2 separate regions of the Homo sapiens genome follow, and region 1 is linked to region 2. A link is an interaction called in ENCODE POLR2A ChIA-PET data of the cell type or tissue named here. Cell type or tissue: GM12878. All regions are shown on one strand.

Region 1 (5,000 bases), 57 kb after region 2:
GTGAAACCCCATTTCTATTAAAAATACAAAAATTAGCTGGGCATGGTGGCACACACCTGTAATCCCAGCTACTCAAGAGGCTGAGGCATGAGAATTGTTTGAATCCAGGAGGCAGAGGTTGCAGTGAGCCGAGATTGCACCACCGCACTCCAGCCTGGGTGACAGAGTAAGACTCTGTCTCAAAAAAATAATAATAATAATAATTGAGTATTCTAATAGTAAACTGGTGGACTTAGGATATGATAGTGGCAATTAGAGGGATAAAAATAAATTGTTCAATAAGTAGAGCAGGAATTCCCAAACAGCACTTGATTTCCACTTTTCTTTCCCTCAGAGAGGACAATACAAGCACAGAGGCAAAAAAATGGAGCCCGACACAGAACCTGGTCTGCATTCATGCCCTGAATATCTGACAAGAGAAGCAGACAGAATCGGAAACAACCATCTGGCATTTGTCCTAGATTATAATCAGATCATCAGTTTCAGAGTTCACTATGTTTAAGACATGAAGCATGTATGAAACAATGTGAAGGAGTATGTAAAAGACCTTCATTGCCAGAAGTCTGGTAACTGTCACCAGACTGAACAGAGTACAGGAATTAAAACCTCATCATATGGTAGCATTAAAAGAATTAAAATATTCAGGAAACTCTGCAGCTGTGTGCTTTTCTAGCATAAACACCAAAAGCTACTAATTGATATAGGTATAATCTGAAAAAAATAAAATAAAAACTTTTAGGGTTTTGTATCTTACTTAAATTTTCCAATATTTTAATTGTACTGGTTTCTTAATAATCAGAAAGTATCTTGCATAGGTCACTGGTCCTAAAGACCCAAAGAAGATAGACTGTTTCACGGGTAATGTTGTGTTCTTTCATTATGAGGCACACATTAGTTGTCTTTTTCTGATATTAGCGGCCACTAATGACCACTGTTTAGGACCCATACCTTACTAAGTGTTGCAAAATGGTGATATTTTTACTACTTAATTTAGTTTTATCTTTTTGTTTTCTGAGACAGGGTCTTGTGCTATGGCCCAGGCTGGACTGTAGTAGCAAGGTCATGCCTCCCTGCAGCCTCAATGTCCTAGGCTCAAGTGATCCTCCCACCTCACCCTCCTGAGTAGCTGGGACTATAAGCATGCACCACTCACCTACTACTACATTTATTAACTGGAAGACTTGTACAAAGAAAAACTTCTTCTCATCAACTATTTGGTTTAACCTAAAGCAGAAGTCACTTGAGAAAGGCAGAATAAATGTTTAAATGCTTAATTTTTTTCCTTTTTTATTTTTAAACTAGTCTTCAAAGTCATGAATTGGTTGACTAATATACCTTTTTTTTTTTTTGCTTTTTTGTTTTTGTTTTGTTTTTTTCGAGACAGAGTCTTTCTCTGTGCCCAGGCTGGAGTGCAGTAGCACGATCTCAAGTGATTCTCCTGCCTCAGCCTCCGGAGTAGCTAGGATTACAGGCATGTGCCACCCCACCTGGCTATTTTTTGTATTCTTAGTAGAGACGGGGTTTCACCATGTGACCAGGCTGATCTCGAACTCTTGACCTCGTGATCTGCCCACCTTGGCCTCTCAAAGTGCTGAGATTACAGGCATGAGCCACCGCACCCAGCCTCCCAGGCGTAGTTTTTTGTTCGTTTGCTTTTTATTTTTTTTAGATGGAGTCCCTCTGTCACCCAGGCTGGAGTGCAACAGCACGATTTCAGCTCACTGCAACCTCCGCCTCCCAGGTTCAAGCTATTCTCCTGCCTCAGCCTCCAGAGTAGCTGGGATTACAGGCGTGCGCCACCACGCCCAGCTAATTTTTATATTTTTAGTATGGACGGGGTTTCACCATGTTGGCCAGGCTCAAACTCCTGACCTCATGATCTGCCCGCCTCAGCCTCCCAAAATGCTGAGATTACAGGCGTGACCCACTGCAACCAGCCTGTAGTTTTATTTTTAAGTAGTCATTAGAACACAGGGATTTTACATAATGTGCTTCAAACCTCCTCAGTATCTTTATTAATGCTTCAGTGTTAATAAGAACTCTCACACTTTTTGCTTAGGCAGTCTTTGCTATTGCATCGGTTACTGTTTTTAGGAAACAGAACTAGGTAACCAGGCCGGGCGCAGTGGCTCAAGCCTGTAATCCCAGCACTTTGGGAGGCAGAGGCGGGCGGATCACAAGGTCAGGAGATCAAGACCATCCTGGCTAACACGGTGAAACCCTGTCTCTACTAAAAATACAAAAAATTAGCTGGGCGTGGTGGCGGGCGCCTGTAGTACCAGCTGCTCAGGAGGCTGAGGCAGGAGAACGGCATGAACCTGGGAGGCGGAGCTTGCAGTGAGCCAAGATCACGCCACTGCACTCTAGCCTGGGCGACAGAGCAAGAGTCCATCTCAAAAAAAAAAAAAAAAAAAAAAAAAAGAACTAGGTAACCAATTATATTTAAGAGTACAAAATGGTACAGATGAAATAGACTGGTTATGAGTTATGCTAACTGTTAATGCTGAATAACGGATACAGAGGAATTTATAATACTGTACTATTCTCTTCAGACACAAAAAGAGTTGGCATGTCTAAAGTTTTTCAGAATTACATAAGAAATATAATTATACAAGTAGACCATATGAAGTTGAGGAGAAAATTATACAGTTCCTGTACAACATCCCTTAAGGGTCAGAAGTGTCATACAGTAGAAAAACACACAAAACCAAAACAATATCTTATAGATAAGAGTTAAGAGTAAATATAACTTTTAAGTAATTTATATTAAAGTTTTATATCCTTATATCTGAACAGCCTATTTCCCCATCAGAAGCAGCAAAATTAGTAGAAACAATACTTACCCATATCTCTGGAACTGATAGTCAAACGTTAACTCTGAGCCTGAAGGAACCAGTTTGGTGGTAAAAAACCCAACCCTCAGTTGTCCGTTCACAGTCCACTGAGATGATGTTTGAAAACAAAAGAAATTAGTAACTTATTAGTGTGTGTGTGTGTGTGTGTGTGTGTGTGTGTGTGTGCGCATATATAAAGATCATCATCATCTGCCTTAATTATGCAAGTGGGTCTTTAGGCAATGAAGGTTTTCCCAAATAGCACATGGAGACTTTTTTCTTTAAAAGAACTAAAATATTTAAGTGTAACTCTCATTTAATGGACTACCAGATTGCATATATCTCTAATTCGTCTCTAATAAAAGTAACTGCTAAAAAAAAGAAAAAAAAGTAACTGCTATTTTAATTTATCTTAACATTTCCATACAGTAAAGATTCACTTGTACTAAAAATTGGCAAACAGAGGATGCTTGTGTCACTGAGTATCAAAGGCAAGTCTATATTAACATATGTTAAAAGTAACCATGTTGTAAGATAAGATGAGATATAGAAACTAGGAAACACTGATCCCAAAAGTTTAATTCCATGAAGTGGTGGTCATCTGGCTGAGTATAGTGAAAGGGACATCAGAACAGATGCATAAGACTCAAGAATTAAAATGGGGGCAGATACATGTTAGGCAGATCTTTTAGTTCCAAAACATGTAAGCAAGTCAAGGACTGAGGAGCTCTGATCCAGACAATTTGCACATGTTACTAATGAAAACTCTGGACTTGCAGAGATTAAGGGACACTGTACAGTGAGAGTCTCACAGCTAGACATGTGGCCACCAGCTCTGGCAGAACTATAACCAAAACCTAGGTTGAATGATTCCACAGTAGGTTCTCCTTTTTGTTATACAACTTGGCTCTTGGAAGAGCCATGCATAAAATCTATTAGTGTATAGTTCAAAGGGCAAAAAATATCCAGACTCAAAAGTGCTATTTCAACATGAGAGGAAATCAATGATATACATTTGCAGAGCGGGTTCATAGCTTTAACCTTAAAAAGTTACAATCCCAGCTGGGTGCGGAGGCTCACGCCTATAATCTTAGCACTTTGGGAGGCTGACGGGGGTGGATCGCTTGAGGCCAGGAGTTCGAGACCAGCCTGGCCAACATGGCAAAACCCCGTCTCTACTAAAAATACTAAAAAAATTAGCTGGACGTGATGGCACGCACGTGTAATCCCAGCTACTTGGGAGGCTGAGGCAGGAGAATCGCATGAATCCAGGAGGCGGAGGTTGCAGTGAGCCGAGATCATGTCACTGCGCTCCAGCCTGGGCAAAAAAAAAAAAAAAAAAAAGATACAATCCCTCTCAATGTTAGTCCTTCAGTCCCTCATCAGTGTTATTAAAAGTCAAATGTTGCACCTAGATAAGACCTAATAAAGAATCCAAATACACACTGAACTTTCAAAATTAAAATTTAGTTTTGTATTTTGGCACCATTAAAATAATATACAAAATAATTATGGGCAAGGAAGGAGAGGTGACAACTAAATGCAATGTGAGTTCCTGGATTGGATCTTGGACCAGAAAAACAACAGCTGTCAAAATTGGAATACGGTCTTCATATTACTTAATAGCATTCTCTGGATCTGATCCTTTTATTATGGTTATATATGATGTTAACATGGGGAAAGCTAGGTGAAGACTGATATATGGGTGTAGTCAATACTATTTTTCTAACATTCCTATAAATCTAAACCTATTTCCAAATAAAATCTTAAATAATAAAGTAGAATAGGAAAAAGGGACTAAAAAATTCATGAGTACCTTAGATATGGGATCTAAAATTAATGGTCAGAACAGCAATCGTGAACAAATACCTCAAACTCTAAATCCACCTCAACTTACTTTTTGGGTTTCACAATTTGGTTCACAGCTGTGATTCATGAAACGAGAGCAATTTCCTTTTTGAGTGGCATCTATTATCTGGGAGAAGAGGATCATTTAAGAATTAAAAAATAATACCTTAAATATTCATGCAATTACCTGCAAAACTACATACATCTCTTATGCATCAATTAAAAAAAAGATTGTGCTGCGAAACCTAACCAGTTAAGGTAGGGCAGTGAGGCCTCCTGACTACCAGCTTCAAAGTTTTTCCACTGTAAACAATGGCT
Region 2 (5,000 bases):
CCCTGATACTTATACAATATTAGATGAAGGAGCATTTAAAAAATCTCCTCAGCTTTCTCCAAGAGTCTTGCAGATTAGAAATACACCAAAACTGCCAGGTGCAGGGGCTCAATCCCAGCACTTTGGGAGGCCAAGGCGGGCAGGGCAGATCACCTGAGGTCAGGAGTTCGAGACCAGCCTGACCAACATACATGGTGAAACCCCGTCTCCACTAAAAACACAAAAATTAGCCAGGCATTGTGGTACATGCCTGTAATCCCAGCTACTGGGGAGGCTGAGGCACGAGAATCACTTGAACATGGGAGCAGAAGGTTGCAGTGAGTTGAGATCACACCACTGTACTCCAGCCTGGGTGACAAAATAAATAAAATAAAAATACACCAAAACAAATACAAAAAGAACCAAAGTCTAACGTCTAAAATACACTTAAGATGTGATTCTGGAAATCCAGCAGCCTTCAAGCACAGTGAAAAGCTAATGACAAGAAGTTTACAACTGTAAAACTCCCCTTATAGTGGCAACTTCTTTGATTAAGTAAAAGCAGACATGGGAACGCCCATACAGCTCCTCTTACCTTGTGATCACATGGTAGTAATAAATCTTCCCTTCTGGATCTCGAGCTGTCTTCCAGTTGGGAGGTAAGACAATGGTTTTTGGTTTGGGAGGAGAGGGGGGCGGCAGATCCAAGAGATTATTTGTCACAACCATTTCAGACTACAAAGAAAACACACACATTTTTGATCAGTGATCTCTCTCTTAATCTGGCTGAATAGGACAAAATAGCCCACTTAAATATGTAAAAATGTACATCTACCTCCTCTTAAAAAAAGGATAAAGGAAAGGTACAGTCTGGGAAATAAGGGACAGTATATATAAAGAGGTTTACAGAGCTATCAGAAAATTGACAGTTGGCTCTAAGTTTACCATCCAAGATACCATATAGTTTATCATATAGAGCAGCATTTTTCAACTTTAAAACACCAATTCTAAGGCATATCAACTGCAGGATACCAATTAACTAAATGGGATACAGAAATATCTTTATCTTTAAAAAAAAAAAAAAAGAAAAACCAAAAAACCCCCTGAGAAGCAAATATGACAGAATGTTAACATTATCCATTATATTTTTTCCGTACTTGAAACCTCAAAACTATAAAATATTAGTGCCACATTCTGAAAAACATAAAAACCTCATAATCACTTATGGACTGATTTTTGTTTCCCCAAAACATGTATGTTGAAGCTCTAATCCTGCTGTGACTGTTACTGGGACACAGGGCCTGTAAAGAGCTAATTAAGATTAATGAAGTCAAAAGAGTGAGGACTTTTTATCTAATAGGATGGTGTCCTTATTAAAAGAGAACTGACACCAGAGGACACTCACAGAGAAAAGGTATATACAGCAAGAAGGCAGCCATTTGCAAGCCAAGGAGAGAGGCCTCAGGAGAAACCAACACTGCTGACACCTTGATCTTGGACTTCCAGCCTCAAGAACTGTGAGAAAATTTCTGTTATTTAATCCACTCAGTCTGTGGTATTTTGTTACCGCAGCCCTAGCAGACTAGTAATCACCACAAGGATATATACTTGTTCCTTCTTTCAAGCCTATTAATGAAGAATACATTTTTTACCTTTACCTTTGCTTGCACAGTTAAAGAGGAACCTGAAGACCCCAGGCTCAGATAAAATGTGTTCACTTTTAAGCAAACACGGGTCTTTGAGCATTCTTGCTTTGTGTATACTCTTTTTTATCTCTTATTTCACCCAGCTGGGGTTTTCTGGCCCAGCTTAAGTTTCAATTCCTCCATTACCCTATCCTTTAGCTTATAAAGTGACCTCTTTTCCCCAAGCTTCTGTGTCCCTTAATATTCCAAACCATTTATCTCTTAATAGTTTAAGGCAAAAAAGAAAAAATATATATTCCAAACCATTCAGTACTTATTCCCAACACAAAACTTTATTTTTAGTGTAGTCACCATCTTTCTCTTGTGATCATCATCTCTCTTATTTGAAAGATCAGCTTTTAAGAATACAAATGGAAACTTATTTATGTTTGTATTAAAAATGCCTAGTCGGCCAAGCACAGTGGCTCATGCCTGTAATCCCAGCACTTTGGAAGGCCGAGGCAGGTGGATCACGAGGTCAGGAGTTTGAGACCAGCCTGGCCAACATAGTGAAACCCTGTCTCTACTAAAAATACAAAAGTATTAGCCAGGTGTGGTGGTGTGCACTTGTAATCCCAGCTACTCAGGAGGCTGAGGCAGGAGAACTGCTTGAACCTGGGAGGCGGAGGTTGCAGTGAGCCGCGAGATCAAACCACTGTACTCCAGGCTGGGCAACAAAGCAAGACTTCATCTCAAAAAAAAAAAAAAAAAAAAAAAAAAAAAAAAAAAAAAAAAAGGCCTAGAAGGGCTCAACTCGTAACAAGCACTCAAACATCTGCTCTAAGTACACATTATCTTATTATCCTGTTATTTCACATATAGTATTTTTAGTCCATCTTCACTAACTGTCCTGTCTAAAGTCATCATCAATTGCTGGATTGCTGCAAGAGCTTTCTCCAGAACTGTAGGTGTTCTAAAGTGCTGATTTGACCATGCTATTCTGTTTAGTTTTTTCAGTTGTTTCCCATGCCAACCTCTTATTTTCCACTTTATCCAAAAACAACAACACTTTGAGATTTCACCATATCCTCCTACATATGTTGCAGAATACCAAAAGCTTATCTTAATATTAAACATCATATAAAAAACTTTTTTTAAACATTGTACAACATGTATAGTGAAGTATATCACACAATTCTACATGCCTAGTCCATGGTGACTAGTACAGTATCATATTCTAGTACAGGTTAAGCAGCCCTAATACAAAAATACAAAACATTTTGAGTGCTGACATGACACTCAAAGGCCATGTTCAAAGGAAATGCTTATTGGAATATTTCAAGCTATACATTTTCAAATTAGAGATGCTCAAGTGGTAATTATAGTGCAGATATTCCAGAATCCATAAAATTCTGAAATGTGAAATACTTCTGGTCCCGTGAAGCTCAGATAAGGGATACTCAACCTGTACGCGGTAAATACTGATAGATAGCTGGTCTAGGAAATTGTTACTTCGGCCAGGTGTGGTGGCTCACGCCTGTAATCCCAACACTTTGGGAGGCTGAAGCGGGCGGATCATGAGGTCAGGAGTTCAAGACCAGCCTGGCCAACATGGTGAAACCCCGTATCTAAAAATACAAAAATTAAGGTTGGGCACAGTGGCTCATCCCTGTAATCCCAGAACTTTGGGAGGCCAAGGCGGGTAGATCACGAGGTCAGGAGATTGAGACCATCGTGGCTAACACAGCGAAACCCCGTCTCTACTAAAAATACAAAAATTAGCCAGGCGTGGTGGCGGGCGCCTGTAGTCCCAGCTACTCAGGAGGCTGAGGCCGGAGAATGGTGAGAACCCAGGAGGCGGAGCTTGCAGTGAGCCGAGATCATGCCACTGCACTCCAGCCTGGGCGACAGAGCAAGACTCCATCTCTTAAAAAAAAAAAAAAAAAAAAATACAAAAATTAGCTGGGTGCAGTGATGCACACCTGTAGTCCCAGCTACTCAGGAGGCTGAGACAGGAGAATCACTCGAACCCAGGAAGTGGAGGTTGCAGTGAGCCAAGATCGTGTCACTGCACTCCAGCCTAGGTGACAGAGTTAAAAAAAAAAAAAAATTATTACTTCAAAAATTCATAGTAAAATATAAAAATACAAGGTCAGGGTAAACAACAAATAAAAAGGATCCTAGGAGCATTTTTTTTTTTTTTGAGATGGAGTCTTGCTCTGTCACCTGGGCTGGAGTGCAGTGGCGCGATCTTAGCTCACTGCAAGCTCCGCCTCCCAGGTTCACGCCATTCTCCTGTCTCAGCCTCCTGAGTAGCTGGGACTACAGGTGCGGAGCAAAATATGTATTAACGGAACTATAAATTCCACAGAATTAAAAAAATTTTTTTTTTACAAAATGGTTGAGTTCACGCCCTCAGGGTGGCTCAGGTGAATTTGGTGGCTACACAAATTTAAAAACGGGCCGGGCGTGGTGGCTCATGCCTATAAATAATCCCAGCACTTTGGGAGGCTGAGGCGGGTGGATCACCTGAGGTCATGAGGTCAAGACGAGCCTGGTCAACATGGGGAAACTCCGTCTCTACTAAAAATACAAAATTAGCCAGGCGTGGTGGCACACACCTGTAATCCCAGCTACTCAGGTGGCTGAGGCAGGAGAATCGCTTTAAACCAGGAGGTGGAGGTTGCAGTGAGCCAAGATTGTGCCGCTGCACTCCAGCCTGGGTGACAGAGCGAGACTCTGTCTCAAAAAAAAAATAAAATAAAATAAAATAAAACAAAGAACACGTGAAAAAAAAACCCAAAAATAAAACCCAAAACAAATCCAAACCAAAAAGAAAACCTTCCAAAGACAAAGTAGACAGCCAATGAGTTTTAACAACTGAAACATTTCTTACTGGCTGCAAGGGCTGAGGCTGCCCTGGTGCAACTATTGTAGTCACTGCTGCGGCTGGCTGTACCACCACTCCTTGTGGATGAGCTGTGAAAATCTGTTGCCCCTGGATATACTGAAGACTTGGCTGGGCATAACTCTAAAAGATAAAATGAAGAAATCAATAATTTAAGCTTTTGTCACTTTAATAAACAGACTGACTTCCAAGTTGGCACAATCTTAAAGATATACCCATAACATTTTAAAATTTTTTGTTTATATATTTGGACATAAATGTGCAAAACAATTTTTTGTTTCAAACCCCAAAGTTTCTTTTTTTACTAATTCCCTATTCATTTACTTACTTTGATTTTACTTTATCATAAGAAAATAAAAGCTTTTTTTTTTTTGGTCATAGAAATTCTCCAACTGTTTAGCTTTCAATGACATTGGAATGACATTGAAAATTAAACAGGTGGACAGTTTCTATAAGCAAAAACCAATGAAGTGCTGCTCCTGGGATAT

The links. Peaks named below come from ENCODE experiments on the same cell type or tissue, not always from the same donor. Only the 100,000 strongest peaks of a DNase experiment are listed, where the experiment ranks them.
Region 1: POLR2A ChIA-PET joins it to region 2 with 5 read pairs; 4 of 35 experiments call an interaction of 5 or more read pairs at or near these places.

The regions. Positions count from the first base shown.
Region 1 is chr3:47,098,615-47,103,614 of GRCh38, forward strand. It overlaps SETD2 (SET domain containing 2, histone lysine methyltransferase), which reads right to left. Exons shown (of 21, transcript NM_014159.7): 7 at 4,732-4,809; 8 at 2,844-2,941. Among named protein-coding and RNA genes, the nearest start is that of SETD2, 63 kb to the right of the region's middle. In GM12878, no CTCF peak of the experiment used is centred here; a DNase peak (open chromatin) is centred at 2,967.
Region 2 is chr3:47,041,987-47,046,986 of GRCh38, forward strand. SETD2 (SET domain containing 2, histone lysine methyltransferase) reads right to left here. Exons shown (of 21, transcript NM_014159.7): 16 at 4,501-4,635; 17 at 575-714. Among named protein-coding and RNA genes, the nearest start is that of NBEAL2, 65 kb to the left of the region's middle. In GM12878, no CTCF peak of the experiment used is centred here; no DNase peak of the experiment used is centred here.